2 separate regions of the Mus musculus genome follow, and region 1 is linked to region 2. A link is a loop called in an ENCODE intact Hi-C map of the cell type or tissue named here. Cell type or tissue: left cerebral cortex. All regions are shown on one strand. Each heading gives the region's core, and the rest is flanking DNA. Links, peaks and the distances in the headings are about the cores only.

Evidence for each region. A loop is a pair of places that touch in the nucleus more often than their neighbours do. Peaks named below come from ENCODE experiments on the same cell type or tissue, not always from the same donor. Only the 100,000 strongest peaks of a DNase experiment are listed, where the experiment ranks them.
Region 1: it touches region 2 in a loop (2.3-fold over the local background); 2 of 42 quality-filtered maps call a loop at or near these places.

The regions. Positions count from the first base shown.
Region 1 is chr4:116,329,916-116,334,734 of GRCm38, reverse strand. It overlaps Mast2 (microtubule associated serine/threonine kinase 2), which reads left to right. Exons shown (of 30, transcript NM_001369061.1): 7 at 1,302-1,322; 8 at 4,266-4,344. Among named protein-coding and RNA genes, the nearest start is that of Pik3r3, 110 kb to the right of the region's middle. In left cerebral cortex, for the core only: no CTCF peak of the experiment used is centred there; a DNase peak (open chromatin) is centred at 3,445.
Region 2 is chr4:116,553,484-116,561,353 of GRCm38, reverse strand. It overlaps Gpbp1l1 (GC-rich promoter binding protein 1-like 1), which reads right to left and starts at 3,696. Exons shown (of 12, transcript NM_029868.3): 1 at 3,526-3,696. Tmem69 (transmembrane protein 69) reads left to right here and starts at 5,411. Exons shown (of 3, transcript NM_177670.4): 1 at 5,411-5,481; 2 at 6,451-6,586; 3 at 7,625-7,870. The coding sequence starts at 6,545. In left cerebral cortex, for the core only: a CTCF peak has its summit at 3,656 (motif pointing right); DNase peaks (open chromatin) are centred at 3,377, 3,752, 4,255 and 4,603; H3K4me3 peaks cover 2,500 bases; H3K27ac peaks cover 1,830 bases.

The DNA of each region.
Region 1 (4,819 bases), core at 2,320-4,819, 230 kb after region 2:
TTTTAACCAATGAGCCCTCTCTCCAGCCCCCCCCTTACTAAAGTCTTATGCACTTGTCCTGGAATAAGGAAATTGTAGTTTAGACCTTAACTTAGTGGACTCGTTCTTCTCACATCTCATATGAAATGCTATCTCCGTAGACTTTTTCTTTTTTTTATTGAAGCAAAATATTATTTTTAAAATATTTTTATTAGATATTTTCTTTCCTTAGACCTTTTCTAACCACACAGTCTGAACATTCTTTAAAGCAGGCATTTCATTACCTCTGTAGTACTTTCCAGGGCATAATATTTTGCTTTCATGTTTTCTGTCTTGCCTGAACTAGAATCAAATCATGTTTTAATTAAAGATACCTTAAATGTGTTGAGACCAGCAGCCTGGTAAATAATAAGCCCTTAGTGCTTATTAGTCCAGTGAGTGGTTTGAGTAAGACAGTAAATGAAGATGCAAAGAAATACATATTTATAAACTGGAGGCTGTAAGTTTAGCTCAGTGAAGGACCTGGTTCCATCCTTAACTCTGAAAAAGGGGGCCAGGAAGACAAAATTATAAACTAATAAATATCTTAAAGGGAAGGAACATAATAATATTAAATGAATGAAAAGAACAGAAACAGGCCAGGCGTGGTGGCCCACGCCTTTAATCCCAGCACTTGGGAGGCAGAGGCAGGCGGATTTCTGAGTTCGAGGCCAGCCTCATCTAAAAGTGAGTTCCAGGACAGCCAGGGCTATACAGAGAAACCCTGTCTAGAAAAACCAAAAAAAAAAAAAAAAGAATAGAAACAGGCTTCCCACTGTGTGGATATATAAGGCGCCTGTGAAGGCTAAGAAGTAGCTATTGCACTGAACCCGTGGATGAAAACATAGAGACTATTCTAAGCAGATGGAATGGCAGGTATTGTTGATGCCCTTGTAACTGTTTCATTTATACTTGAAATAGGGATAGCCAAAGGGCTTTGAAGCTTGGTATTAAACAATGTGACCCAATCATGTCTGAGCATGACTGTGACATTTGAGTTGTCATTGTGAAATGTGATTCCCCAGGCTATCCTGCAGAACATATAGGAAAGATAGCCAGGTGTGTAGAGTAAGGATCCCTTCAGGATCAGATTTGTATCATATCACAGAAAAGACAGATATAGTTGAATGGTGAGGATATACCACGTGCCATACAGTTCCACTTCAAACTGCCACATGTTCTTGAACAAAAGGCTTGTCTCTGGCAAGCTATACACAGTCCTGGGGTGGAAGTGCTCACACTGGTTCACTTTGATTCTCATGACGTGTGTCTTTTCGCTGCAGCCATGGCCACAGAACAGACAGGTAATAACGGGCGTGATGGGGAGATGGGCTGGGCTACTACTTTGCATGGTCAGTCAGAATAGCATGTGATCTCTGTGTTTGATGGGAGAACTGGTTGTGATGACTTCTTTTTTGAATGTGGTTTTGAAAATTGAGCCTTTCTAGGAAAGAGGGCATATGGGATCTCAGTACTCCCTGTTGGAACTGAGGCTCAGAGTTCATGTGTTGGAGGCAGTATTTGCTAAATAATTTGCAAGCTTTCAAGCCTAGTGACAAGTCACCCTTCGACTCACATATTCCCAGCGAGGTGAACAGAGGAAACAGACATCGAGTGATTGCATTTCATACTGACTTTGGTCCCTGCCCTTCAGTGTATACTGAGAAGTAGCTGTCTTATGAGAGGTTCCTTTTGTCATCTAAATCAGTGGTTCTCAACTCTAACGCTGTGACCCTTTAATATAGTTCCTCAGACTGTGGTAACGTCCAGCCGTAAAATTATTATCATTGCTTCTTTCTAACTGTAATTTTGCTGCTGTTATGAGTCATAATGTAAATATCAGTGCTTTCCAGTGGTCTTAAGTGAGCCTCCTGTGAGAGGTCATTCATCCCTGAAAGGGGTCACAGCCCCACAGGTTGAGGATCACTGATCTAAAGACTGAAAATCACCCATGAAAAAAAAATTTTGAGAAGGTCATAGGAAATCCATCCCTGAGTTATTCTTGACTAATCTGTGCCCAGCTTTTTTCTTGGACTTGAGTGGCTTTCTTGTAGATCACCCAGGACCCATCGGAAAGGTAAGAAAGAACATCATGTTTTAGCACCCTACTGGACAGTGTTTTGCCTCAGAGACTGAGTTTCAGCAGATTCTAATTTACGTGAGCTGGCTGTCTGAGTAGCATGAAGTTGCATGTGGCATGAATCTCCAGCTCTCCCATTTACAAATCATGGTAGAAAAACGAGATAATATTGGTAAGAGTGGGGAGGAATACTTGAAAAGGAAGAGTTCTACCAAGATTTCTTCCCGTTCTTTTTTTTTTTTAATCTATTCCCTGATATTACTAAGACCTTGAACAAATAGACAAATTATGCAAACTATAATTGGAAATTAACTTGTAAATTCTACATTGTTGATGTTTTGAAATTCTGTAAGTCAGGGCTAGAGCTATGGCCTAGTGGTCAATAGCACTGGCTGCCCTTCTAGAAAGACAGGATTCAGTTCCCAGCACCCATATGACTTCTCTCAGTATCAGTGATTCCAGTCCCAGGGCAGCGGAAGCCCGCTTCTGGCCTTCATGGGCACTCCTATCTACTGCACTCCTAGGGTAAATTCACCTTGAGAAGGATATGCCTCCAAGCTTCAAAGAAAGAATTCTTGAGGACCAGCAAAATGGCTCAGAAGGTTATGGTAACTTGCTGCCAAACCTGACAACAGGAGTTCAATCTCCAGAACCCATGTGATAGAAGGAGAGAACTAAGTCCCACAAGACATTTTTTGATATCCATATGTACATCCTTTATAGAAGATCTTCCCTAGGCCAGTGGATTGACAGAAAGAAGTAGACACTGTTTGAGTCTGAAATGAATATCAGTCAATAGCAAATAATAACAGGCTCCTTGGGATTTACTAGGACACATAAGTTGGCTTCAAGAATATTTGTCAAAGAACAGCAATAACCTTGTAGAAGAATAATGAGCTAACTTGTCTGGTTTGACTTTGGAGAAGACTTTCTGCTGTTTTCAAAAGAATTCCCCTGAAGCTCTCCACAGAGAAGCACGGCTGTCTGCTTTGCCGTCTTGGGGAAAGGTTAAGCGGGCTTTTGAGCTGAAGCACTTATAACATGGACTTGTAATTATTTGTCTGGGTGATGGGGTGTGGCATAAAGTCCTCTTTTTATGTTGTTTACATTTATCAGGTGTATGTGTATGTACACATCCATGTCACAGAACATAAATGGAGTCCATAGACCTGTTCTCTGTTTCAGAGATAGGTAGCTACCTCTGAAATAAAAATTCACAAAGTAGGCTCCAGAGAGTTAGCTCTCTCCTATCATGAGTCCCTGGAATCAGACTCAGGTCATCAAGCTTGGTGACAATCACGTTTACCTGATGAGTCATCTCACCAACCATGTAACATATGTTCCGTTTAAAATTGTTGTGGTGGTTGAAACAGGACTCACTTTATAGCCTAGGTTGGCATGGAACTTACTTTGTAGACGCGGCCGCCTTCTGCTCACAGAAATCTTCCTACCTCTGCCTCCAAAAAGTTCTGGCATTATAGTTGTGTACCACCATGCCCAGCTTTCAAGAGAGGAAAAAAAAAGAACTTTTTATGGGCTATCAAGACGGTTCAGCAGGCACAGGTGCTTATGGCCACACCAATGCCCTAAGTTTGTTTAATCCTTGAGTCTTACATGATAGGAAGAGAGACCCTATTCCTGCACATTTCCCTTACTCCCACATGCATGCTGTGTCACATAGGTGTCTTCACACATATCGACGTGTGTGTGTGTGTGTGTGTGTGTGTGTGTGTGTGTGTGTGTGTGTACATTTAACCATAATGGTCAGAGGGCCACTTATAGGATCTTTTTCCAGTATATGGGTACTGGGTTCAAATTTGGTTTGGTGGCAAGCACCTTTACCTACTGAGCCATCTGACTTATCCATAACTATTGCTCTTATTCAAGATCATAGACTCTTGTGTTGGTAGCTAGCTCTGAAATTAAAACCACACAGTAGAGAGTGTGAGAACTCATGCTAGACAGACAATATCTTGTGTTATGAGACAATGAATTAACTGCCTAAAAGTATTAATGGACACAAGCAGGCAGGCCCTGAAGCTCAGAGTGTGACTCTAGGAATTTCATTATATTCTCTCTCTCTCTCCTCTCTCCTCTCTGCTCTCCTCTCTCCTCTCTCTCCTCTCTCTCCTCTCTCTCCTCTCTCTCTCTCTCTCTTTACTTGTAGGACTGATGGACGGCGCTGGTCTTTGGCCTCGTTGCCTTCTTCAGGCTATGGAACCAACACTCCTAGCTCTACAGTCTCTGTAAGTAGCCAGAGGTGTAACATTATGTGGTGGTTTGAATAGGGAGTGGCACTAGTAGGAGGTTTGGCCTGGTTGGAGTAGGTGCTAGAGGAAGTGTGTCACTAGGGGGTAGGCTTTGTGGTCTCAGTAGCTCAAGCTGGGTCTAGTGGCTTAGTCTTCCTTCTGCTGCCTGAGGATCAAACTGTACAACTCTAAGCTCCTTCTCCAGTACCATGTGTAACTGCACACTGCCCTGCTTCCTACCAGGATGATAATGAACTGAACTTTGAACTGTAAGCCAGTCCCAGTTGAATGCTTTCCTTTATCAGAGTTGTCCTGGTCATGGTATCTCTTCACAGCACTAGAAACCCCAACTAAGACACCATATTTTCTTCATTTTGGAAGTATTTTCTTACAGATAATTGTTCTCCATCCAGTCCTGCAATTTCTTCCAAACTCAATGAGTTTTCTTGAGGATAAGACAGGAAGACAGGAT
Region 2 (7,870 bases), core at 2,263-4,762:
AAAAAAGAAAAGCTGATATAGTTTACAGTCTTTTCTGGCACATTAGTCTTAAACTATAAGATTAAGATTTGCTGTCTTCTGAAAGAAGATTGAGAACTGTTTAAATGAGTATTTTTAAAAACCTCTATTATAGGGCTGGAGAGATGGTTCAGCAGTTAAGAGCACCGACTGCTCTTTAAGAAATCTTGAGTTCAATTTCCAGCAACCATACGTAATGGGATCCAATGCCCTTTTCTGGTGTGTTTGAAGAGAGCAACAGTGTACTTACTTACTTACACACACACACACACACACACACACACACACACAGAGAGAGAGAGAGAGAGAGAGAGAGAGAGAGAGAGAGAGAGAGAGAGAGAGAAAGAATGGGGCAGTGGCAGTAGACACCTTTGATCCCAGCAACCGGGAAGCAGAGGCAGGTAGATCTCTGAGTTCATGCCAGCAGTTTACAAAGTTTGAGGACAGTCAGGGCTAGCTTGAGAAACCATAAATCAATCATATGGGCTGGAGATCTGGATCAGTGGTTAAGACCAATTGCTCTTTCAGAGAACCAGAGTTTAATTCCAAGAACCCAAGCTAACAATTGTCTGTAACTCCAGTCCCAGGGATCCAAGGCCCAACACAGACCTCCGAGGGTGCCAGACAAACGTGACACTCATACACACCGGCAAAATATTCATGCATGTTAATAACAGAATTAATTCATACTTTAGAAAATAAATTATAGGCTGGTGGTATATAGTTTAGTGACAGTATGTTTTGTAGCATACACTAGACTGGGTTTAATCGCCTACACTGAAAATAAAAAGTAGCCAGATACAGCGGAGAATGCCTTTAATTTCAGCATAGGACAGGCAGAAGAAGCAGGTAGATCTCTGTGAGTTCTGGATCAGCATGAATCTACACCAGTGGCTCTTAACCTGTGGGCTTAAGGGGGTCACATAACAGATGTTTACATTATAATCCCTAAAAGCAGAAAAACTAAAGTTATGAAGTAGAAACAAAATAATTTTATGGTGGGAATTCCTCACCACAACATGGGAAATTATATTAAAAGGGGCTCAGCATTAGAAGGCTGAGAACCACTGTCCTACATAGTAGTACTCTGTCTCAACAAATTTGTGTGTCTCTATGTATACAGAAACACACACAAGTACACTCACAGATTTCTTATCATGTACAAATTATTAAAATGGTTGGAGGAAGAAAAAAAAAAAAAAAGCCTGACAGGGTGGTATACTCCTTTAGATAATTCTAGCATTTGAAGGCAGATGGAACCCAGTTCCAGGCCAGCCTGATCTATAGAGTGAGCTCCAGGTCAGCCAAGGCTACACAGAAAAAAACTCCAAAAAAACTCCAAAAAAAAAAAAAAAAACCAACAACAAACAAACAAAAAAGAATTCTGTTACTTCAAAATAAAGGCTTCCCATTCCGTCTCCCAACTTCACGAATTCTTAAAGCACACTGTCCACAATAAACTGAAAGGTTAGACTAACAAATAAATGCAAGCCATTTTAGAACACTCAGAAGAAAGGTAAAAAAGGTGAATTTAGTACTGTAAAATAATGTCAAGACAGAAAGCAATTCTAATTTTCAAAAAGAACTTTAAATGATTTTCTTCCAAGACCAACAAAATAAATAAGTAAATAAATATTTCCTGGGCTTTTGAAGAGATGGTTTAGCAGTTAAGAGCACTTGTTGCTCTTCCAGAGTACCCAGGTTTGACTCCCAACACTCACATGACACCACCTCACAACTGTCTTTAACCCCAGTTCCAGGGGATCCATTATCTTCTGACCTCAATGGGACCTATATGTACGTTTACACAGGAATACATACAGGCACACTACCCATATACATAAGAAAAAAATTCCTAGAACAAAAATTTTACCGTCTAAATGAATATATAAATGTAATTGAAACCAACTCTATGAAAGGTGGCAGTTTATCCTGGGAATGGATCGTCAAAGATCCACAATTTGCACTCTATCTTATCTTTTAAATAGACAGAAATTTCACTCAATCACACCTTTCCAAAAATTAAAATTTGCTATTGTTTTTTTGCACTTCTGGCAGGGTCTTTTTGTTTTGTTTTGTTTTGTAAGCGAAGCTTGCCTTTAGTTAAAAAAAAAAAGTGGGAGAGAAGGACCTAGCATTACACTTCAGAATATATTTTCACTTGCAAAATTGTTTCTTTATTTTGTAAATGCCCAAATTTCTTGGGTTCTGAGGTGAAAACTACCATAAAAAACATGAGACCTCATGAGTGGAGCAGAAGTGATAAAAGCGCTCTAATCCCAGGACTCAGGGTCTGAGTTCAAGCCCAGCAAGGACTGCAGAGTGAGTTCTAGAATAGGCAGGGCTACACTGACAAACCCATTTTGAAAACAAAAAACATTCGACCACCAACAAACTACAAATCTGTCTACTGGCGTCTAATACTCTTTAGTTTTTGATGAGATTTACAAAAAAAGTGGCTTTATTACTAAACAAAAACCATGAACCACCACTAACTTCTGGTTTTCCGGGTAAGAGTTATCAAAGTTAAACTATTCAACACATTATACATGCCAACCTCAGAGTACAAAAGTGGCAGACAAAACTGATACCACAGCACAATTTCAGAACTATTCACAACTACCAAAAACAAAAAACCGCACCCATTCTTATGTAAACTTTTGCAGTAAACTTCCTGAGCCTCACCTTCGCTTACACCTACCCTCTTCAAAGGTACCAATTGTCAAAAACTCCTAAGAGAAAACGTCCCATAGGGGAAAAAACGACTGAAATGTTATTATATTTAAGCATTTAAACAGGGTTCTTCCTCAGGCTACAGCCATTTTAGATTCAGTATCTTTTGAATTTTATGGGTTGGGAAGATTTAGCATGGAATAAAAACGACTAGTTAAGCCACTTCAACTAATCAAACTTCCACTCCAATGGGACGGAGTTTGGTAGATAACCAGTAAGACAATCTGAAGTTGAAAAGGTCTCCCTACCCCAGAGAACCGCGACTCCGGGCGTGGAAGTTCCCTTTCGCCCAGATAGTCCACATTTGACTTACACGACTTTTTCCTCGTTAAGTTTCTCTTAACTGGAAAACAGAAGCCTTCGGCTCTTATTTTAAAGAAAGGTAAAATAATAATAATAATAATAGTAATGATAATAATGATAATAAAACCCAAGTAAACCAAATCACTCAACCACTATCAAGCCGGAACTCCTGGAGAGGAGCCGGAGCCGCAGGTGAGCGTTTCCGACCGGGAACTGAAGTTGAAGTCGGAGAGCTCTGGAACCGCCGCGGCGACGCTAGTGTGCAAGACTCCTCCCGTTGGCGGGGGGGAGGGGGACGTTCCAACTCGGCGACTCCCAGGTCCCTCGTCCACCCCGGCGGACCCACACCCAACCACCTGTGCAAGACCTTCTTCTAACTAGTTTTCCTAGACGGCCAGTTAGGTGCCGGCGGAGCCCGTGCCGGGACCACTCCAGGTCTCCTTCTGCTCGGTGTCCAGGACCCATACTCACCCGGCAGCGGCGGGGCTACGGTCAAGGACGACTCGCGGCGTCTGAGGACGCGTCCTCAGCTTCTCCGACCAGCAGAGGTGACTAGCCCACAACCATAACAAAGCTCTTCCCAAAATGGCTGCCCGGCCCACAAGGCCCAGGAGGGGGCAGAGCGGGTGGAGGAGGAGCGACGGCCGGCTGGGCCCTCCCTCTGCCGCTTCGGCCCGCCTCCTTCACGCCCACTAGCACCGGCGCACGCGCAGGCGTGAGCTCCAGCTTTCGTGACCCCGCCCGGGCGCCCGCGGCTCGCTCTGGAAACGTTGGGCTGCTCCTGCAGCGGTTACTTCCCGCCCCGCCCCCGGCGCCCTTCGGCGCGACGCCGGTCGGTCCACTCTCCCTTCCGCAAAGCCTTCGCCTCTCCTTGTGCCGCTCTTGGGGCGAGGACCAGCCGAATTCAGCACGCCCCTTTAAAGCTCCCAGCCGGGTCCTCCGGCCTGGGAGCACGTGAATATGGGAGGATATATTTGTACCAGTTCTTCCCCCACCCATTCTTTCTTCACCTTCTCACACCTCGATTGTGAACCAGATGCTTCGCCAACTACTAGAATTGTCAAACAAGTAGCGGAAGAGTGTGTTTTCCGAGCCCTGTACACCTTTGCCCCTCCATTCACAGGCGCGCGCCGTGGAAACTACAGTCCTAGGCAAGCCATAGACACACACATACTCCCGCCCCTCCGGACTAGAGCATGCGCGGCGGTGTGGGCGCACTACCTGCCGGGAGTTGTAGTTCATGGGCATTGCAGGCGTCACGGAGCCGCCAGAATGGAGGGTTGAAATCTGCTCCAGCCCAGTCTTTGCTAATAAACCCCCAAAAGAGTCTATAAGCACTCTCTTGGCTATTGCACGACAGGAAGGGACCGTACAACCTTGCCAGAGAAGGTAATAAAACTGGCGGACAGCGTCTCACTAAAAACGAATGTTTCAGGAAGTTAGTTTTACTGCTTAGAATGGAGGAAGTAGTCAAAAAGGAGTCCCTACGTAAATGAACTCTCCTTTTTGTCTTCAGCTTTTTACACAAGGAGCCAAGAACGCTCGAAGTACTTGGTAGCTGTTCCTTTTGGTCGACAGATGGCAGGTTGGGGGTGGGAGAGGAGACTTAGAATAAATCACACAGAGGATAAATTCAACAATGTTACTTCCTGGATGACCTTCAAGCTCAATGCCCCTAACGCCACACTTTGATTCATAGAATTCTGAATGTTGGGCCCCAGTCTTCTGTATTCCTCAATGTAATTTCTAGGTAATAGAGAATAAGGTAAAAACAAAATCAACACCTCTTTCTCGCCCAGTGGTAGTAATAAAGGACTCAAATGCGGAGGAAGATGTGTCCAGTCGACTCAACAACGTTGTTTTGCAAGTTAAGCGTTCCAGGCAATCCTGCCTTTAAAAAAATAAAATAATTCCGTAGGCCAAATCAGCCAACTCCAAGTCTCCTCCTAGCTTCTTCCACTACTGTTACTGGGGGTTATTTCAGAAATTGTACTCTACTTCCTGAATATGTGTGTGTGTGTGTTAAACTGGTTAGAGATCCCATAACAGAGACTTGTAAGGTATCTGAAAGCTGACTTCAATTAGAATATTTTAGACTAGCCCTCAGCTCTGTGGTTAAAGGCACTTACTGCTCTTACAGAGAACCTCAGATCAGCTCCCAGCACCTATACTGTGGGGAATCCAAGCCTCTCGCCTGAGTGGGCACATGCATGAACATCCACATTAAAAATAATGTAAAATAACTGAGGGAGGGAAGCATTCAAAAACGGAAAGAGAAGAGTCGGAACTTGCTACCGTTAATTCCCATCCGGACCCATTTTCCTGCACTCAGGAAGTGGGGGGGCTGTGTGATTCCAGTTGCCGGAAGTGTTGTTTCGGTGTTTCTGGTTGAATTTGTTCAACTTTTGCGCCGTGTGATGGTGGCAAGTACGTTTCAGGGTTGTCAAGGGTACACTTTGGGAAGGAGGTGGTGGTGGGGTCACTAAGGATTGGTATTGGTATATAGATGTATAGTTACCCCACGCGTCTTAAGGACCTTTTGTGTCTAAATTCCGCTCGTGTCGCTAAAATGTCAGCTAGGAGCTTCCAGTTTGTGGTAGTTGCGTTGGCGAAATGAAAACATTTGGTCATTTTTTTTTTTCGTGGAATGAGCGAGTTGGCCACGGCTTTTAGTTTTTTAATCTCCACATCAGCTTCTGTCTCAGGGCTTCAGCCTGATTATAATCCTCCAAAATTAGAAAACACGTGCTCCACTGGTTACTGAATTCCAAAAGGTGGAGAATATATGGAAAACATTTAATTACATTGCTTGATTCACAACAAAGCGATATTTGTGGCTGCTCTCATTTATAGTGTAAAAATTCCACAGCCCCGAGTACACAATAACTAAAGAGAATATATGATTATTGGGAACAAAAGGTATAACTGTCAGTTTTAAAGATGAGGCACTGGTGCCTAAGAAGTGGTAGAGATGTTTGCTAAATCCAAATGTTCAGTTTCACATTGCTCTTTTTATTAAACCAAACAGCCAAAACTAAAATTATTCTTCAGAAAACAAAAACAGCACAAAACGTATTTCCTTAATATGTGACACTTTGGCAAATAAATACATAAATAAATCAAAATAAATTATGTTTCATCGAAGAGATTTTCTTGACTTTTTGTTGTTGTTGTTGTTGTTTTGGGTTTTTTTTGAGACAGGGTTTCTCTGTATAACCCTGGCTGTCCTGGAACTCACTCTGTAGACCAGGCTGGCCTTGAACTCAGAGATCCGCCTGCCTCTGCCTCCCAATGCTAAGTGCTGGGATTAAAGGCGTGCACTACCACTGCCCAGCAACGACTTCTTATAAATGTATAAAATGTATACAATTAAGCGATATCTTGTTTTATGTATAGGGCGTTGCTTCAAATTCAGCCATCCCCCTCAACTATAAAAATATATGAATCGGAATTGCATTTTCCCTGGACAAAACCCTGAGCAGAAACCAGAATGCTACACTTCATCCAGAAAGTTTCTGGAGCATCTTCAAAGGTTAGTTGAGCACTATTTGTCAATAACTGTTTGGCTATGGCAGATATAGAAATATGTATTCAAGTGAGGAAGGAAAACAATGGGCAAATTATAAATAAGTAAAATATTTACTATGTCAAATAATAACTGCTATGGAGTACTATACATCAGGGAAAGAGAATAGGGAATATCAAGAATAGAGAGAAGCCGGGCATGGTGGCACATGCCTTTAACCCCAGCATTCGGGAGGCAGGCGGATTTCTGAGTTCGAGGCCAGCCTGGTCTACAAAGTGAGTTCCAGGAGAGCCAGAGCTACACAGAGAAACCCTGTCTCGAAAAACCAATAAATAAGCTACAGAGAAACCCTGTCTCGAAAAACCAATAAATAAATAAATAAAATAAAAAAATAGAGAGGACCAGGGCTCTAGTTTGACCCCAGCACCCATGTTGGGTGGCTCACAACCACTGCTAATTCATCATTAAAGGACTTGAAGCTTCCACTGAGGGTACCCACACACATGAAAATAAGAATAAATCCTACCAGAAAATAATAGACAGGATTATATAACATAAATAGGAGGTTAGAAAAGAAGAATGGCCATGTAGGCAGCTGAAGGAAAAGCATTCTTACTGAAGACAAAAGGAGTAAAGACCAGCAGGAGCTCAGTCCCTGCATGCTTCTCGGGGCTCACCATGACTGGTAAGTAGTGCTCCTTTTAATTTCAAAGTGATATTTTTTAAAGAGCTTTTTTTTAAAAATGTGTATGGGTGTTTTGCCTACATGTATATCTGTGTTCCACCTGTATGTGATGTGTGTGGAAGCTAGGAGAAGGTGTAAGATCTCCTTGGAACTGGAATTACAATTGGTTGTAAGCCACCACATGTGGCAGGAATCAAACCTGGATCCTCTGGAGAAACAGCCAGTGCTCCTAATCACTGAGCCATCCCCCCCACCTCCAATTTATTACTTTATATATGTGGTGTTTTGCCTACATGTATTTCTCTGTACCATGTGTTCTTATTTTTAAACTTTGTCTTCTGGTTCTGTTTCCTTCATAGATGCTGAAGAACCCTTTTACAGTGAGACTTGGAGCTGGCAGAATAGACATACTTTCTCTCAAGACATGTCTACTGCAGAACTTTTCCTCTTTGCCTCCAAGAACTTGGCTTTCCCCATCATTTCAAGTGTGTATGAGGAAGATACAATGCTATCATGTGTCACCATGCAACTTTAAAAAGCAGAAGGCAGTCCTTCCTCCAAAGAAACGAAGCACCATCACTTACCTACTCGATAGCCCAAAGCCA